5 separate regions of the Homo sapiens genome follow, and all the other regions are linked to region 1. Evidence: chromatin contacts called from ENCODE Hi-C or POLR2A ChIA-PET data. All regions are on one chromosome and are shown on one strand. Each heading gives the region's core, a stretch centred on a gene start or an enhancer-like site at or near the end of the contact. The rest is flanking DNA. Distances are from core to core; before and after follow the strand shown.

Region 1 (2,881 bases), core at 197-2,696:
CAAACAAATGCTTCTTAGCTATATTAATTTTTAGAAACACACTAGTGCATTAGGATATTTTCTAGGAAACTAAGCACATAAAAGTACCCACTATTGTACTTAAAATATTAGCCTTGTCTCTTATGTATATGTTACATTCCTCAAACTTTTTAAATTTTTTGCCGACACGGAGTCTCGCTTTGTCGCCCAGGCTGGAGTGCAGTGGTGCGATCTCGGCTCTCTGCAACCTCAGCCTCCTGGGCTCAAGCAATTCTCGTGCCTCAGCCTCCCCAGGAGCTGGGACTACAGGTGTGCGCCACCATGCCCGGCTAATTTTTGTATTTTTAGTAGAAATGGGGTTTCACAATGTTGGCCAAGCTGGTCTCGAACTCCTGGCCTCAAGTGATCGCCCACCTCGGCTTCCCAAAGTGCTGGGATTACAGGCTTGAGCAGCCGCGCCCGGCCATATTCACTTAAACATTTAATGACCCAGGAGAACATTCATCTAGGATTTTAAGTTGTACTCACAGTGCTTTTATTTTCTGTTTCGATCAAAATAGTCTATTGATGACAATATTTGTGAGCCCATTCATTTCTACCGTATCAAATTGTTAGTCTAGCCAGTCTCCTTCAAACTTCTCTCCCTCTACCCATCATCGTCAAGATCTAAAGGAATTCACTACCTCTTCTTCTCCCAAGAAAAAAAAAATCGCTCCTCCCCCTCTCCCAACCCCCCCACAACCCATTCCAGAAAAGGAAAGAAGAGGGGACGCAAAGTGGAATAAGTTACGACGGGCGACCGAGCGCATAGAAATGGGACCAAAGCCCAGGCTCAAGACAGAGACGAGGAATCAGTAACCACAGCCGGAGGATCTTGGCTATTTGCCAGCAGAGAACTGACTGGTTCTAAGAAACCAGAGGCAGAGCGAGTGACAGGAAGGGAAAGAGGGCCCACCCTTGGGACTGCCTGAAACACTCAAAGAATGAAAAAGAAACGTCAGGAATCCGAGACGGGATGCGGTCGGCCAGAGCGACCAGCCAGGTTAACAACCAGCTCAGAAAGCCGGGACACGGGTGAGAGACCCCTGGGAAGGAAACAGCGCCCGGGGACGGCCTGCTAAAAGGAAACTGATAACCAGGAAGCCTAAGGCCGCCTCGCTTCCAAAAGTCAGAGTCGGAGCCCAGGTGTCCGGTAGCTGCGGCCAGACACCGGATCGGGTCTGAGGGCGGGCCTAGGGGCGGAGCCCGAGCTCTTTCCCCGCCCTCTAACGGCGACCCGGGCTGCGTTCTCAGTGCGCCGGCGTAGGGTGAGGCCGGACTCTATTTGGCGATTAAGCGTGAGGCTGCGTTCGCTACCCAGCATGCTGTGCGCTAGTGACGGCCCTCCGCCTATCCCCTTCCCAACTCTCCCCCCACCCCTCCCGCCGAGGCCCCCCCTTCCCCTAAAGTGAGTGAGTGAGACGGGCAGATGGAGGAGGGATTGTAATGGCGGCAGCCGGCAGCTCCCTGCTCTGACCCACGGCAGGCACACAGCAACGACCCCTTCCCCGCCCCTCTCCCGGCCGGCCTCCGCCCCGCAGCCAGCGCGGGGCCACCCTCTCCGGCCCTTCCCCCAGCTGTCGGCGTCTCGCCCTGCGCCCCGGCCGGGGCCCCACACACAATGGACGAGCTTGCCGGAGGCGGTGGTGGCGGCCCGGGGATGGCGGCCCCTCCCCGGCAGCAGCAGGGACCTGGGGGGAACCTGGGCCTTTCGCCCGGGGGGAACGGAGCGGCGGGCGGCGGGGGTCCTCCGGCCTCCGAGGGAGCGGGTCCCGCGGCAGGCCCCGAGCTGTCCCGGCCGCAGCAGTACACTATCCCGGGGATACTGCACTACATCCAGCACGAGTGGGCTCGGTTCGAGATGGAGCGGGCGCACTGGGAGGTGGAACGGGCCGAACTGCAGGTACCTCGTTGGGGTCGGTGTGCGGGAGCTGCGGCGGCTGGGTTCCCGGCCGGGGGGTGGGGCTGGGGACTCCACTCAGCCGGAGCCGGCGCCTTGGGAGGCCGAGCGGAACCTACCTGTGCTGCTCAGGTTGTGATGGTCCTCTCAACGGCTTTTCCTGGAGTCCCCCTCCCTCTTTCCCGCATAAGCTTGCTCCCCAACCTTCACTGGCTACGCGGTGCGGGCCTCCTCGGGGCAGCCATTTTGGCTTTTAGTATGGCGTCTGCGGGGGCTCCTCCGGAGGCGGCCTTCCCGGGCCTCCGGGGCTTGGGACCGAGCACCTCTCTGTGGGAGAGTCCGGTTTGGGGCCTCTCAACACTGAGTTTGCTCTTGTTTGTTCCTCTTGAGATGAAGAGCCCGAAGAGAGGGACTAGGATAGGCATCTTACCCCCCTTTTCCGGACCACCCCCCTTTCCGATTTGGCGTATCTGGCCCCCTCCCTCAGACTTGGTACGCGCTTGCCCCTTGACAGCCACGCTTCTTTCCTGGGCTGCTAGGGTGCACAGTGACTTGGGACTGACCTGTGAAGTTTTATTTCCCATCGTCAACTTTAAGTACTTTCTCACCTGAGATGCTGCCTTACTCACTTGGATTCTCTGTAGTTATTCCTTACTTAGTGACTCATCAACGCTTTCAGCACTGAATTTTTCTTTTTACAGTACTCTCCACTAGATCTCCTTTCCCCCATCCGTTTCTTTATCTATAAAAAAACCAAACCAGACGATCGATGCTGTATTTATGAAACGACTGAAGAGATTTAATATTCCCTTGAAGTGAAACGTAGTTATATCATGTTACTTACTCTTGCAGGAGAAGCAAAGTGAGATGTTCTCGGAACCCTTCATAGTTGAGCTTGACTCGATCCTCATAATGTGAACCTTTGATAGGCTGCACATTTGGAAGCTGTTGGTAGTTAACAGC
Region 2 (2,881 bases), core at 169-2,668, 4.3 Mb before region 1:
ATATACGAAAATTATTTAAAACTCAGGAATTTAATACAATAAATGAAAATTCTTTGAGGATACAGTTATCTCTTTGTTCTATCTTTAATCATGTTTTTCAATTGGGGATAAATTAAAAGGGCTACTGAATTATCCAACAAGATGTTTCTTGCTACATTATATACACTATGCAGTAATACACTGAGCAGTTTCATTCCAAGTTATCTTTAACTCTATTTCTAAAATTTACAGGTGAAGAGAACCTCATTTACAGACCAACTCTCTCCTTATGATTCCAAGCACAGATGATTATATTACTGTGCAAGACACGGAGCCACTAAACTCATTCAAAAATAAAACCATCACGGACCAGATGTAAATCAAGCCCTCCTGACACTAAATTCTCTATGGTAAGAGATCAAGGGTCTGGCTTATAATCATAACCTAAACCTTGACACCGTTTCAGCGCAATACATTACTATTCCGAGTAACTGATAGTTTCTTTCCACTACAGGTGTTCTTCAGTAAACTAGTACACAGTACCTCATCTACAACTCAGAATCGGCATTTAAATTACAGGAGCATTCAAACAGATGTGGGTAAAAAGGGGATGCCAATCTCAAGAGCAGCTCTAGAATTGAGTCACTCATTCTATCAGATTCCCAAAGATGTCTTGAACTCTGTAGATATTTGTAAATTGGCACTTTTAATTTTTTTTATCCGTTTGTTTAACGTATCTGTCACTCTAAGCTGTGAGCTTCAGTATAGAAGAGGGTGTAACATTCACATTTGTATCTCCTAGGACTAGCAGTGTCTGGTATATAGCAGGCTTCGAGTGCCTGTGTGGAATTAACCACAGAAGTCCATGCTGCAAACAAAGGAAAACGGAGAGGAGGCATTTTAGTTGAGACGTTAAGGAATCAATTACCCTTTAGAAACAGACCTTGTGCCTGGCCAGGACAGAATACAATAACTGAAGGGGCCTCACGAAGCCGGAGTCAGGCATTACAGCCCTATCTTCCTTAACTCTCCATTGGGTCTACGCAGTGTGGCCGCTCGCCCTGCAGAGACAGGCCTTCAGGCCCCCGATCCCTGCGTCCAGACGGGGGTGCAAACACCACAGAGCTCAATCCAGCTTCAGCCGTTCTCCCTTCCCAGCTCCAGCCCAGCTTCGGCCCCAGACTAAACCCGGGCCGCGTCTGCTCGCTCCAGGCACGTACCATGACAGGGCAATTCAGGTGGCCCACAGGCGAACCTGGTTCACTCACCTACTTGGTAGAGCCGACCCTCGGGTGAAAAAATGGTAATGTGGCGGTCAAAACCGGCGCTGGAACCACGGGACATGTTGGTAGAAGCACTACTTTAAACACAATCCCTGGGCCCCGTAGCTCCCGCACCAGGCACACAAGCACCTCCCGGAAGTTGCAGCGACTGCTTCCGGGGTACCAGCCGCGTTTCTTCCGCTCTTGCATGCCGAACTCACGGCTCTGGAGCCAGTTCGAGCACTGAGCTCTGAGGCCCCGCCCCCTAAGGGGGTGGTGGAGTGAGGGCGGGAGGCCTTTGAAGGTATGCGCCTGCGCCAAGCAGGCCTCTTGAGTGGATAGACGTGAAACTTGGGTCGTGGCGCTTTCAGGCTTTCATCTGGAGAATGAATTGACTATAGCAAGGACGAAAAGGCTTCCTGGGGGCCCAGAATAGCGATTTGCCTATCAGTGTGACCTAAATAGAACGTGTAATTAACAAGTCTCTTACATGCATCCTGTGTCTGGTCAGACTGCTGGCTTGCCTTCTTCCTAACCTCTTTTATCCTCCACTTTCATTCCTATTACGGGGGAAACAGGTTGCAGCTGCAGCTGCAGCCGTTAAATTTAGGCACTGAAGGAAGCGGGTTCAAGCAGCCGCTGGAAAGAACATTATTTTCTGACAGCCAGGCAAGATCTTCTTTTGGCCAGCAGCCCCGACAATTTTTAGTCTTTTTTTTTTTTTTTTTTTTTTTTGAGACAGAGTTTCGCCCTTGTTGCCCAGGCTGGAGTGCAATGGCGCGATCTCGGCTGACTGCAACCTCCCCCTCCTGAGTTCAAGCGATTCTCCTGCCTCATCCTCCCGAGTAGCTGGGATTATAGGCGTGTGCCACCAGGACCGGCTAATTTTGTATTTTTAGTAGAGGCGGGGTTTCGCCATGTTGGTCAGGCAGCTCTCGAACTCCTGAGCCCAAGTGATCCACCTTCCTCGGCCTCCCAGAGTGCTGGGATTACAGGCTTGAGCCACAGTGCCCAGGCAATTTTTAGTCTTGAAAGCGGAGGCCGGGCGCGGTGGCTCACGCCTGTAATCCCAGCACTTTGGGAGACCAAGGCGGGCGGATCACGAGGTCAGGAGATTGAGACCATCCTGGCTAACACGGTGAAACCCCGTCTCTACTAAAAAATACAAAAAAAATTAGCCAGGCGTGGTGGCGGGCGCCTGTAGTCCCATATACTTGGGAGGCTGAGGCAGGAGAACGGCGTGAACCGGAGAGGCGGAGCTTGCAGTGAGCCGAGATCATGCCACTGCACTCCAGCCTGGGCGACAGAGCGAGACTCCGTCTCAAAAAAAAAAAAAAAGAAAGAAAGCCTAACTCCAGCCTGGCCAACATAGGAAGGCCCCGTCTCTACAAAAAATAAAATTAGCTGTGCGTGGTGGCGCGCGCCAGTAGTCCCAGCTACTCGGGGGGCTAAGGTGGGAGGATGGCTTGAGCCCAGGAGATCCAGGTTGCAGTGAGCTATGATCACGCCACTGCACTCCAGCCTGGGCGACAGAGGAAGATCTATCTAAATAAAAAAAAAAAAATGTGGAACTGAGGTTGAAATACGAGTAATGGGGAATGAGGTTAAGCACCCTTGATTAATAATGAACTAGAGCTGAG
Region 3 (2,881 bases), core at 242-2,741, 4.1 Mb before region 1:
AAATTCCAAGCTGTGTTTACATCTTGATGAAGGAGAGCTCCCTGGATACAGTCATTATAGTTCTTTTTTGAAGGAGTTATAACTTTTTTGATGTCCTCTAACAGCAACAATGCTTCTCTCCATCTGTCTGAATGGATCAATCCCCGGATGAGAAGACTGTAACCTCTAGGTTCTAAAGTCTTATATCTGGCTTTCATAATTTCAAAGACATCAATAACTTCAGATGTCTGCATATGAAAGACACAGAGATACAAATACTTGACCAGTAAATCGTAACTTACAATACCATTATTTTTGGCTGCTACCCATGCCAGCAGAGATTTAGCCACATCTATAGAGCTATGACAGCCAGCCATCTGTGAAATGATCCAACTTTCGAAACTGGTCTTTCCGGTGTTTTCTTTTAAATCTTCCTTAAGTTTATCCCACTCCTCTGAATTCAAAGGTTGTGTTGGGAGTTGAATAGTGTTCCTCACAGGTGCCAAGGCATGATCTTCAGTTTGAGAATTCATCTGTGATCTCTCCTTAGCTGCTCCAGCTAAAAAAAAATGAGGAACAGAATAAACTTGCTTATTACTGCCCTCATCTTTCCTGAGATATCTGGCCTTGGCAATCAGATTCGTTGCTTTGGTATTCTGTGGAGACATTGTTTTAAGAGAAAACAACCTCTGCTGGTTCCTGATGCCACAGCGGTCTGCCAGAAACAGCGAGACATAAGAGTGCCCTGGGCCTAGCCCAAGGTATGGGCTCTTCCAAAGCTTCGGAAAGCTTCGAATACCAAACAAATAGAAAGTCATTATGCAGTGAGATCAGCACCAGATAGTGAGAGAGATGTTGAAAAAACCCCTCTTCTATGGCAAAATTAAAGAGATTGGGGGTCGGCGGTGCAGAGTCGAAGTGGAACTTTTTAAAAGGTTTGTGTTTCTTCCTTACAGACAAATCAAGGTTCTGCTTTTGGGGCTACTTAAAAGCAAGAAGGCAGGTGAGTTTTCTCTATTAAACAACAATCCGGGGATGTCCAACGTCGCAAGCCGCAAACCAGGGGACAGAGCAGGAATCCTCTGGTGCCTCTTACATTCCAGTTCATGAACCTGAGGAAAAAGCACAAGACGGAACGCCCAGTTTTACTCACGTGGATCACAGCTGTCCTGAAAAGGAACAGATTCCCACGGGAAGCTTGCTGGAAAGGGGGTGTAAAGCCAAAACCGTATCCAGGGACCCCCAACTCCAGCCTACCACCAACAGCGGCGAAAGCCGAAGTCTAGGGGCCCTCACCCTGCATAGCTCTCTACAGACCGCAAAACTCCTCCGGTGGGGGGACGAGGAGGGAGGAGGTGGCGAGTCAGCTGCGCCAACGACTCAGGAAAGGAAGAGAGGTACAGGAAGGGCGCTGCCTAGACTGCGTACCGAACGCTGACAAATGAAGTTCACTTCATTCAACAACTCAAAGCGGCACTCAGACTTAACGCGGCCATAAACGCGGCGGAAACTACAGTGCCCACGATGCACCGCGCCAGCCCCGACCGACGGACGAGACTGACCCGGACTTAGGCGTTCCGCCTGGCCCGGCGGCGAGGAAAAAAGGCAGTTTTGAAGCATTTAGTGGCAAAAGGGGTAGGAGACGGCTGCTGAAGTGTCTACTACATTCAGGGGACCTGGAAGGCTTCCAGATATCCGCAATGAACAATGAAAAGAAATTGTGAAAGAAGGCGCTTCCCTCAAGCCGGAACTAATGAACTCCTGGGTCACGTGGTGCGCACGCGCCAAAGGCACACGATAAAGGAAAACGCGGGCTTATCGTGGCCTTTAAAATCCGGCTTGGTGAGCTTGGGTCGCCTCTGAAGGAGAACCATTTTCCATCTCTTTCATAGTTTTTTCCCCCAGTCAGCGTGGTAGCGGTATTCTCCGCGGCAGTGACAGTAATTGTTTTTGCCTCTTTAGCCAAGACTTCCGCCCTCGATCAAGATGGTGGTTGGACGGCCTTCCTAACCTTTACGGGGCCTGGCGGTGCTGACGCCTGAGCTGGTAGGGGTGGAGCAGGTAGGAAACAGCAAATGCAGAAGCTGCTGCGCGGAAGTCGGCCATGGACTGGAAAGAAGTTCTTCGTCGGCGCCTAGCGACGCCCAACACCTGTCCAAACAGTGAGTTTTGGGAGGGGCAGCCCGTTGGGATGGCCCGGCCCTAAACTCCTAGAGGTAGGGGGGAGGTGGGGAGGAGGAGCAAGGGGGAGCCGCCTTTTCCGCTTCTGTGAAACCTCCCGACAAAGGAGGCGGAGTGGAATGTGGTTTAAGGATCCCGATAGGTTTGACCCAAACTTTCCTGGGGCAGAATCTAGAGGAACGAAAAACTTAGCTTTAGTCACTGACTTCCATGGTCTTAATCTAAACTTGTGAAGAATAACTTGGAACCCCGGCTCCAACAACGCCTGAACCCCACCAGGACCTATAATTGTCCTCCTGCCTTTTTACTGTCACGCTTTTTGCTTCCCTCGTAATCCATTTTATATTTCATAATCCATTTTTCCTTTTATTTTTCTCCTTCACATTGCTTATTAACTAACCTCGTTAAATCTACCTTTCCTATTCCACACCCGCACTAAGGGCTGTTGAAAGTGGCTGGAGAAAAACAGAACCTTGGTGAGTTGTCTCACTTTTTTTTTTGAGACGGAGTCTCTTGCTCTGTCGCCCAGGCTGGCTGGAGTGCAGTGGCAGCATCTCCGCTCACTGCAACCTCTGCCTCCCGGGTTCAAGCGGTTCTTCTGCCTCAGCCTCTGGAGTAGCTGGAACTATAAGCGCGCGCAACCACGGCCGGTTAATTTTTGTATTTCTAGTAGAGACGGGGTTTCGCCATATTGGCCAGGCTGGTCTCAAACTCCTGACCT
Region 4 (2,881 bases), core at 1-2,500, 4.0 Mb before region 1:
CCGCCTTGGCCTCCCAAAGTGTCTTTTTGTCTAATACTGAAAAGTTGCAAGAAACGTTAACTCTCTAAACCAGCGCTGTCCAATACAGTAACCACTAGCCACATGTGGCTAATGCGCACTTGAAATGTGGTCAGCCAGAACTGCGATATGCTATGCGTGTAAAATGCACCCAGGATTTAAAAGACTTAGAAAAGACTCCAAAAGAGAATGCAAATACTTCATTAATAACTTTCATAGTAATTTTAGGTTGAAATTGTTTTGATAAATTAGGTTAAATAAGATATGCTATTAAAATTAATATCGGTTTCACTTTTTTAAAACGTGCCTACTGGAAAATTTTAAATTACAATTTTCAATGCAGCTTGCATTCTATTTATGTTGGACAGCGCAGCTCGGAGCCTTAGTTGCCTCGGCGGTGAAATGGGGCTAACACCCACCTCGAGCGGTTACTGTAAGGATCCAGTGAATTAAAGCTGGTAAACGTTTGGCATATGCCAAGCAAAGGGCAGATGCCCAGGCAGGCGCTCGCACCAGAAGAGACTGAGAAGTGGTTGAAGCCGCCCTCACCTGGCTTCCAGCTACTGCAAGGACAGCCTTTGGGGGACACGCCTTTCTTCTTCCTCTGGTAGACCAGAAGCTGGACTATCACCCCAGGAACCCGAGGCCGCCCCAGAGTCTGCTGTGCTGCCAGCCAAGGGGTTGGTGAGTGAGGCGGGGGGCGCTCCTTCCCACAAGCTGGTCTCAGTGAGCAGAAACAGGGGTGCAGTGAGGAGGAACTCCAAAGCTGGGGCGGCCTGCTCGGAGGACGGCCGCGCAGGCTAAAAGAGCGGCCCGCGGAGAAGGCAAGGAGGCGGCTCGGCTCCCCGGACGTCAGCCTCGGCGGCCCCACCTACCTGCCCTGCAGATTCCCCGAATGCCGCGGCGGCCGCAGCTCCCGAGGCTGCGACGGCTTCTCCTCGTTCCACACCGCCCACTGGCTCCTGGTCCATCGTCGTCGCCACCACAGGGCTGCTGGCGCTGGTGAGAAAGAGGGTAATGGCCGGTAAGCCCACTTCCATCCTTGGTCTCCCCGCCCAGTCGCTGGCCGAGCCAGGCTGTCGGGAAGTGGGACTCACCCGCCCAGCGCCCGCCTCGCGCCGCGCCTAGCCAAGTCTCTGAGAAGGGGACTCGCCGGCCTGAGGGGCGGGGCCAGCCCGCGCCTCGCCTAGCCCGCCGGGCTCCGCACCCCGAGAGCTGGCCAACTGCAGTCTGGGAGGCGCAACTACCGGCTCGCGCGGGGCGGGGCGGGGCGGGGCGGGTCCTTGCGGGGCGTCGCTTCCGGCCAAGCAAGCATCCAGAGCTCGTGGATCCCCGCCTGGCACCGCCTGTGACGTCATTTCTGGTACGTGTACCTGAAGCCTGGCGTCTCGACCTCGGCGCAGCCCGTCACCAGCGGCGTCTGGGGCAGTCACCCCGCAGGACCTCGGTTTTTGCACTTGTAAAATGAAGACAGCTGTGTCGTTGTACTTCAAAGGCTAGTGATGGGATGTGGTTGCTGAAAAATGTAAAATGTACGGCTCGTGCTGCACTTTCCATTCCAAACGTGGGTGACAGTCCAGCCAAAATACCCTCGAAAGAAGAACCCCAGGCGTGATATTTGCTTACTCTTGTCTGAAATACTTAAGTATAACTGTAGAAAGTGTTAAGTGAAAAGACCTGAAGGAGAGCAAAGGGCAGTAGTAAGCTTCCATCTTGACAAATGTAAGGAATGTTTTATCTGTGTCTTAAAGTCGTGTGCGTATGTTAGAGGGGGCGTCCCAGATTTTTTCCGTCTTTCGCAATGTTCAACGAAAGTAAAAAATCATGCAATTACTGCATGACTTCAACATCAAACAAGTCTGAGGTTCTGCAGGTAAATGGTATATTGTTGTTTTAGCATGAAAGTTTTCACAAATATGTAGGGGGCAAAACCAAAACATACATTATTTTGGCTATGGGAGGCTTCATTTGATACTTTAAATTCCATTTTCATACTAGTCTCAATTCAGAAATGCTCCCTAAAGTTGTATGACCTTGTAAATGTTTTTCATCATAGCAACAGCAGGCCCAAATATTAAATATTCCTTTCTCTTCTGTGCCAAAGTTCTTCTCCTTACCCTCTGCCTAATGTTATTGTACACTTCCTATTCTATGTATAACTGGAACCTAAAAACAAAACCAAAAACTTTAAAAAACAAATAATCATTTGAAAACCATCTACGCCTTAAAAACTAGTTGGAAATCCATATTGCTCTCTATCCTGGTAATAAAATCAAGTTAGGTTGCTGCTGAAGTAAACAAGTTAGTACCTGATCTGACTCTGTATGGTGGCATCAGCAGGGAGTTGAGACAGTCCAAAACAGCAAAACCAAACTCGGCCATAAATTGAAAACAAAAATAAAGAACCAATTGTTAAGACTTCATGAATTGGCATTCATAAACAACACAGTTCTGCATTATATGTATTCAAAATCTCTTCCTTCTTACTGGCAAGCAGGGCAATCAACAATCTTTATTACTAAAACTTTGTGGGATATTTATAAATGCATGATTTTATTTTCCAAAGTGGCAATTAAATATCAAATTACAATTTTCTTTTTCTTTTTTTTCTTTTTTTTTTTTTTTGAGATGGGGTCTCACCCACGCTGGAGTGCAATGGCGCAATCTTGGCGCACTGCAACATCCGCCTCCCGGGTTCAAGCGATTCCCCCACCTCAGCCTGCCAAGTAGCTGGGATTACAGTTGTGCACTACCACGCCCGGCTAATTTTTGTATTGTTAGTAGAGACGGGGTTTCACCATGTTGGCCAGGCTAGTATCGAACTTCCGACCTCAGATGATCCACCCACCTCAGCCTCCCAAAG
Region 5 (2,881 bases), core at 134-2,633, 4.0 Mb before region 1:
AGGGTCACAAAGCACCTAAGGAGCACTTTAGCTCTCCCACAGCTTTCTACAGCTCTTTATATGCAACTAGTGTTTCTCATTACCCATCTTGATATAATGTGTATTTATGTGCGTTAGCTTCTCAATGGCAGAGTTAGTGTTATTCATTTCTGTATCCTTGTAGCCAAGAACAAGTATATATTTTGTTAAATTAAGCATGTGAAAGAATCAGGTGAGGATAGCATGAAGAAAGGCAGCAGGGGAAAGTTTCAAGAAATGGATGGTCAGCAGCGTCAAATGGTACAGAGAGAGCTATCAGTCTATCTTAAATCATCATTGGCATTCAACTGATATTCCATATTCGTTTATTGAACGTCTACTACACGCAGGACATTGTGTTAAGCACTACAAACACATAGGAAAAATAAAAGTCTCGTACAAGTAAAAGGATTTTCGGGGAAGTAGCTTCATCTAAATTCTTGCTCAGGAAAGCAAAACGAAGACTCAGGCCTGCAACTGCCTACATCTTATTTGGCTCAGGTAAATCGGAAGACAACTCAAAAGGGGCACAGCGCATCTTTAATAAAACTTCTCATGGAAGACGAGATAAAGAGCCACAGAAACTCAGTCTCGGTAACGATGGCCGGTGGCCACGGAGGCCGACTTCCCCCGGAGTCTCTCGCCTCCTGAGCAGCGCTGGGGCTGCCCCTCGCTCCCCCTCCGTAGTCTGGGGCGGGAAAAAGCAGACACTTACCGCAAAAGACACCGCTAAAGCCGTGGCCCTGAGGGGCCGGGAATTCCTTAGCGAGGCCCCACGCCGTCGGAAGAAACCCAAGAAAGCTGGGAGCAGACAGACAGGTATGACCCCACAACCCAACTTCCCGAACTAGATAAAGTAGGGTCCCAACGCCCAGCACCACGTCGTCAACTCCCACCAGCTGGAAGACCAACGGAGTGCCAGCGAACCTTCCGCCCAATGAGGAAACGTCACCACTCCGCGTAGTCCAGCCTTTCTATAGGAGAATCTACTTCCGCTTCCGGGGCACACCGCCGCGTTCCTTCTACGCGGCTCCTGAAACAGTTTAGATGTTTACTTGCTTACACTGGTTTTTGGTTTCAGTTTCCTACCGCTGAATAACTGCAGGAGTAAAGTTAGTGGTAAAATAGGAGGCTGTCTAGGGACGTGATTTCGGGGAAGAAGTCAGGCCTCGACGAGCCACCTTAAGAAAAGTGACTAGGCGGAGCACTCCCAGCTAAGAGCGGAAAGATGAGAGATAGAGGTGTGACTGAAGGCAGGGATCCCCAGGCGCACGTGAGACCTCCGTAGAGGGGCGGGGCTTAGGGCTTTGCAGACCGGAGGCTTGTTCCGCGGAGGGTGGGGCGGTCTCTGCTTGCGCATGCGCAATGCCAGCCAGTGCCTGCGCGGCTTGCTCCAGCAAGGTAAAATTTCCCACTGCGAGGCAGGCAGTGATGCTGCGGCCGCTTCGCACTGTGGCTCCTGCCGACCGCCAGGCGCTGTTACAGTGGATGCGAACTAACCGTAAGTGTAAGTGACCAGAGCTAGAGGCAGGTGGTGGGGGCAAGGATATGCTGCAGGCGCTGACTTTGAGGACTTAAGCGGGGTGAAGCCAACAGCCTTCCTTGGGATCGTTGTGCTGGTCTCTGCTGTCTTGGGGGGTAGATTGACCAGGGCTTTGAGTGCTCTAACGGAAAAGAGAGTTAGTTGCTCGCCACACGTAGACACCAATTAACAAGAGCGAGCCCTAGTATACAAGAAGAGGGATTTTATTTCTGAAGCCAGCCCGCTTCGTCTTTGGAGCAAAAAAGCGGGCATTTTATAAGGTACAAGAGGAAATGAGCAAGAGGTCTCTGCTAGCTGGTGCCTTATCTACCGGGTAGTTGAGTTGGTGCATTTCTGAGCAGAAATAAGTTGTAAAAGTGGCCAAGTGGGCATGCTTTCTGCTTACCCTTCTGAGGCGACCGCCTGGCGGTGGGAGTTGCGTCTTGGATCTCGTAGATGAATTTGCTCTGTAGAGAATGGTCTGGTGAGGGGAGTTGAGAGGTTATTTTGCAGTTCAAAAAGGGCTAAGTGGAAAGTGTAGTGGGGAGGGGAAAAGAGGGGAAAAAATAAACTATCTCTTGGAAAATGGGGGTAATCGGATACAGTACCACTTGGAATTAATTGGGTGTGGGAAACCTGGTTCTGAGTGGTTTGTGAGTTTTCAGCAGACTTCGGACAAGCCTTTAGAGCTCCTTGTGCCTAACCCTTTTTCTGAAAGAAAATAGAGGGTTAGCCCTCCTCCCCATTACTCCCACAAACTTGTTAGAATTGGTACGTTGCCACCTGAAAAAGCATTTTGCAGGAGAGGTTTTAGGCTGTAGCGTTAGTAGGAAGTGTTAAACGAAAAACCTTAGCCAAGTTAAATTTAACATTTTGAGCAAAGAATGATTCACGAATCGGGCAGGCTCAGAGAGATTGCAGCGCAGCCAAGTGTTGAAGATTTATAGACAGAAAAAGGCTGCAGTGAGCTTTGATCCCGCTGCTTCACTCCAGCCTGAGCGACGCAAGACCCTGTCTCTTTAAACACACACGTTAAAACTGAGGAAATGTGGTAGCTAGATCTAGTTACTGAAAAATGGGATAGATGTATTCTGGCAAAGTAAAGCCTGATGAAAGCTCAAGAAAATAGGATATTCTTATGTTTGTTAACTATAGCAAACTATCCTATGCCTGTATGCGAGAGTGTGTGTGTGTGTGTGTGTGTGTGTGTGTGTGTGTGTGTGTATGTGTGTGTATTTATTTTTTGAGACAGAGTTTCACTCTTGTTGCCCAGGCGGGGCTGCAGTGGCGCCATCCAGCTCACTGCAACCTCCACCTCCCTGATTCGAGCGATTTTGAGTG

The links. A loop is a pair of places that touch in the nucleus more often than their neighbours do. ChIA-PET counts read pairs that join two places held with the same protein, here RNA polymerase II (POLR2A). Pooled maps may share reads with other maps.
Region 2: a map of CD8-positive, alpha-beta T cell shows a loop between it and region 1 (8-fold over the local background). The contact joins the promoter of PSMA6 here to the promoter of STRN3 in region 1. A Hi-C loop is called at or near these places in 2 of 168 maps with a recorded cell type or tissue (CD8-positive, alpha-beta T cell and naive thymus-derived CD4-positive, alpha-beta T cell) and 7 of 50 pooled maps.
Region 3: a map of naive thymus-derived CD4-positive, alpha-beta T cell shows a loop between it and region 1 (30-fold over the local background). The contact joins the promoter of PRORP here to the promoter of STRN3 in region 1. A Hi-C loop is called at or near these places in 1 of 168 maps with a recorded cell type or tissue (naive thymus-derived CD4-positive, alpha-beta T cell) and 11 of 50 pooled maps.
Region 4: a map of ascending aorta shows a loop between it and region 1 (5-fold over the local background). The contact joins the promoter of FAM177A1 here to the promoter of STRN3 in region 1. A Hi-C loop is called at or near these places in 1 of 168 maps with a recorded cell type or tissue (ascending aorta) and 10 of 50 pooled maps. POLR2A ChIA-PET finds 5 or more read pairs at or near these places in 1 of 52 experiments (MCF 10A).
Region 5: a map of B cell shows a loop between it and region 1 (6-fold over the local background). The contact joins the promoter of SRP54-AS1 here to the promoter of STRN3 in region 1. A Hi-C loop is called at or near these places in 3 of 168 maps with a recorded cell type or tissue (B cell, CD8-positive, alpha-beta T cell and naive thymus-derived CD4-positive, alpha-beta T cell), 1 of 37 single-sample maps with no recorded cell type and 10 of 50 pooled maps.

The regions. Positions count from the first base shown.
Region 1 is chr14:31,024,944-31,027,824 of GRCh38, reverse strand. STRN3 (striatin 3) reads left to right here and starts at 1,446. Exons shown (of 18, transcript NM_001083893.2): 1 at 1,446-1,921. The coding sequence starts at 1,640. AP4S1 (adaptor related protein complex 4 subunit sigma 1) reads right to left here and starts at 2,176. Exons shown (of 6, transcript NM_001128126.3): 1 at 2,038-2,176. RefSeq lists enhancers at 948-1,107, 2,218-2,327, 2,398-2,497 and silencers at 1,238-1,557, 1,648-1,907, 2,047-2,228.
Region 2 is chr14:35,290,919-35,293,799 of GRCh38, reverse strand. It overlaps PSMA6 (proteasome 20S subunit alpha 6), which reads right to left and starts at 1,418. Exons shown (of 7, transcript NM_002791.3): 1 at 1,248-1,418. The coding sequence starts at 1,323. The region is part of intron 9 of PRORP-PSMA6 (PRORP-PSMA6 readthrough); the gene reads right to left. RefSeq lists enhancers at 955-1,014, 1,095-1,214, 1,335-1,414, 1,131-1,717.
Region 3 is chr14:35,121,162-35,124,042 of GRCh38, reverse strand. PRORP (protein only RNase P catalytic subunit) reads right to left here and starts at 1,491. Exons shown (of 8, transcript NM_014672.4): 1 at 1,408-1,491; 2 at 1-1,091. The coding sequence starts at 797. It overlaps PPP2R3C (protein phosphatase 2 regulatory subunit B''gamma), which reads left to right and starts at 2,053. Exons shown (of 13, transcript NM_017917.4): 1 at 2,053-2,141. The coding sequence starts at 2,084. It overlaps PRORP-PSMA6 (PRORP-PSMA6 readthrough), which reads right to left and starts at 2,204. Exons shown (of 15, transcript NR_182666.1): 1 at 1,991-2,204; 2 at 1-1,091. RefSeq lists enhancers at 998-1,507, 591-1,510, 1,518-1,597, 2,138-2,267, 1,511-2,430 and 1 more.
Region 4 is chr14:35,044,641-35,047,521 of GRCh38, reverse strand. FAM177A1 (family with sequence similarity 177 member A1) reads right to left here and starts at 1,250. Exons shown (of 5, transcript NM_173607.5): 1 at 894-1,250. The coding sequence starts at 1,058. RefSeq lists enhancers at 381-440, 541-810, 1,531-1,730 and a silencer at 1,061-1,410.
Region 5 is chr14:34,981,068-34,983,948 of GRCh38, reverse strand. It overlaps SRP54-AS1 (SRP54 antisense RNA 1), which reads left to right and starts at 1,383. Exons shown (of 5, transcript NR_151701.1): 1 at 1,383-1,525. It overlaps SRP54 (signal recognition particle 54), which reads right to left and starts at 957. Exons shown (of 16, transcript NM_003136.4): 1 at 734-957. RefSeq lists enhancers at 487-746, 777-1,276, 1,457-1,546, 937-1,638, 1,757-1,806 and a silencer at 2,692-2,881.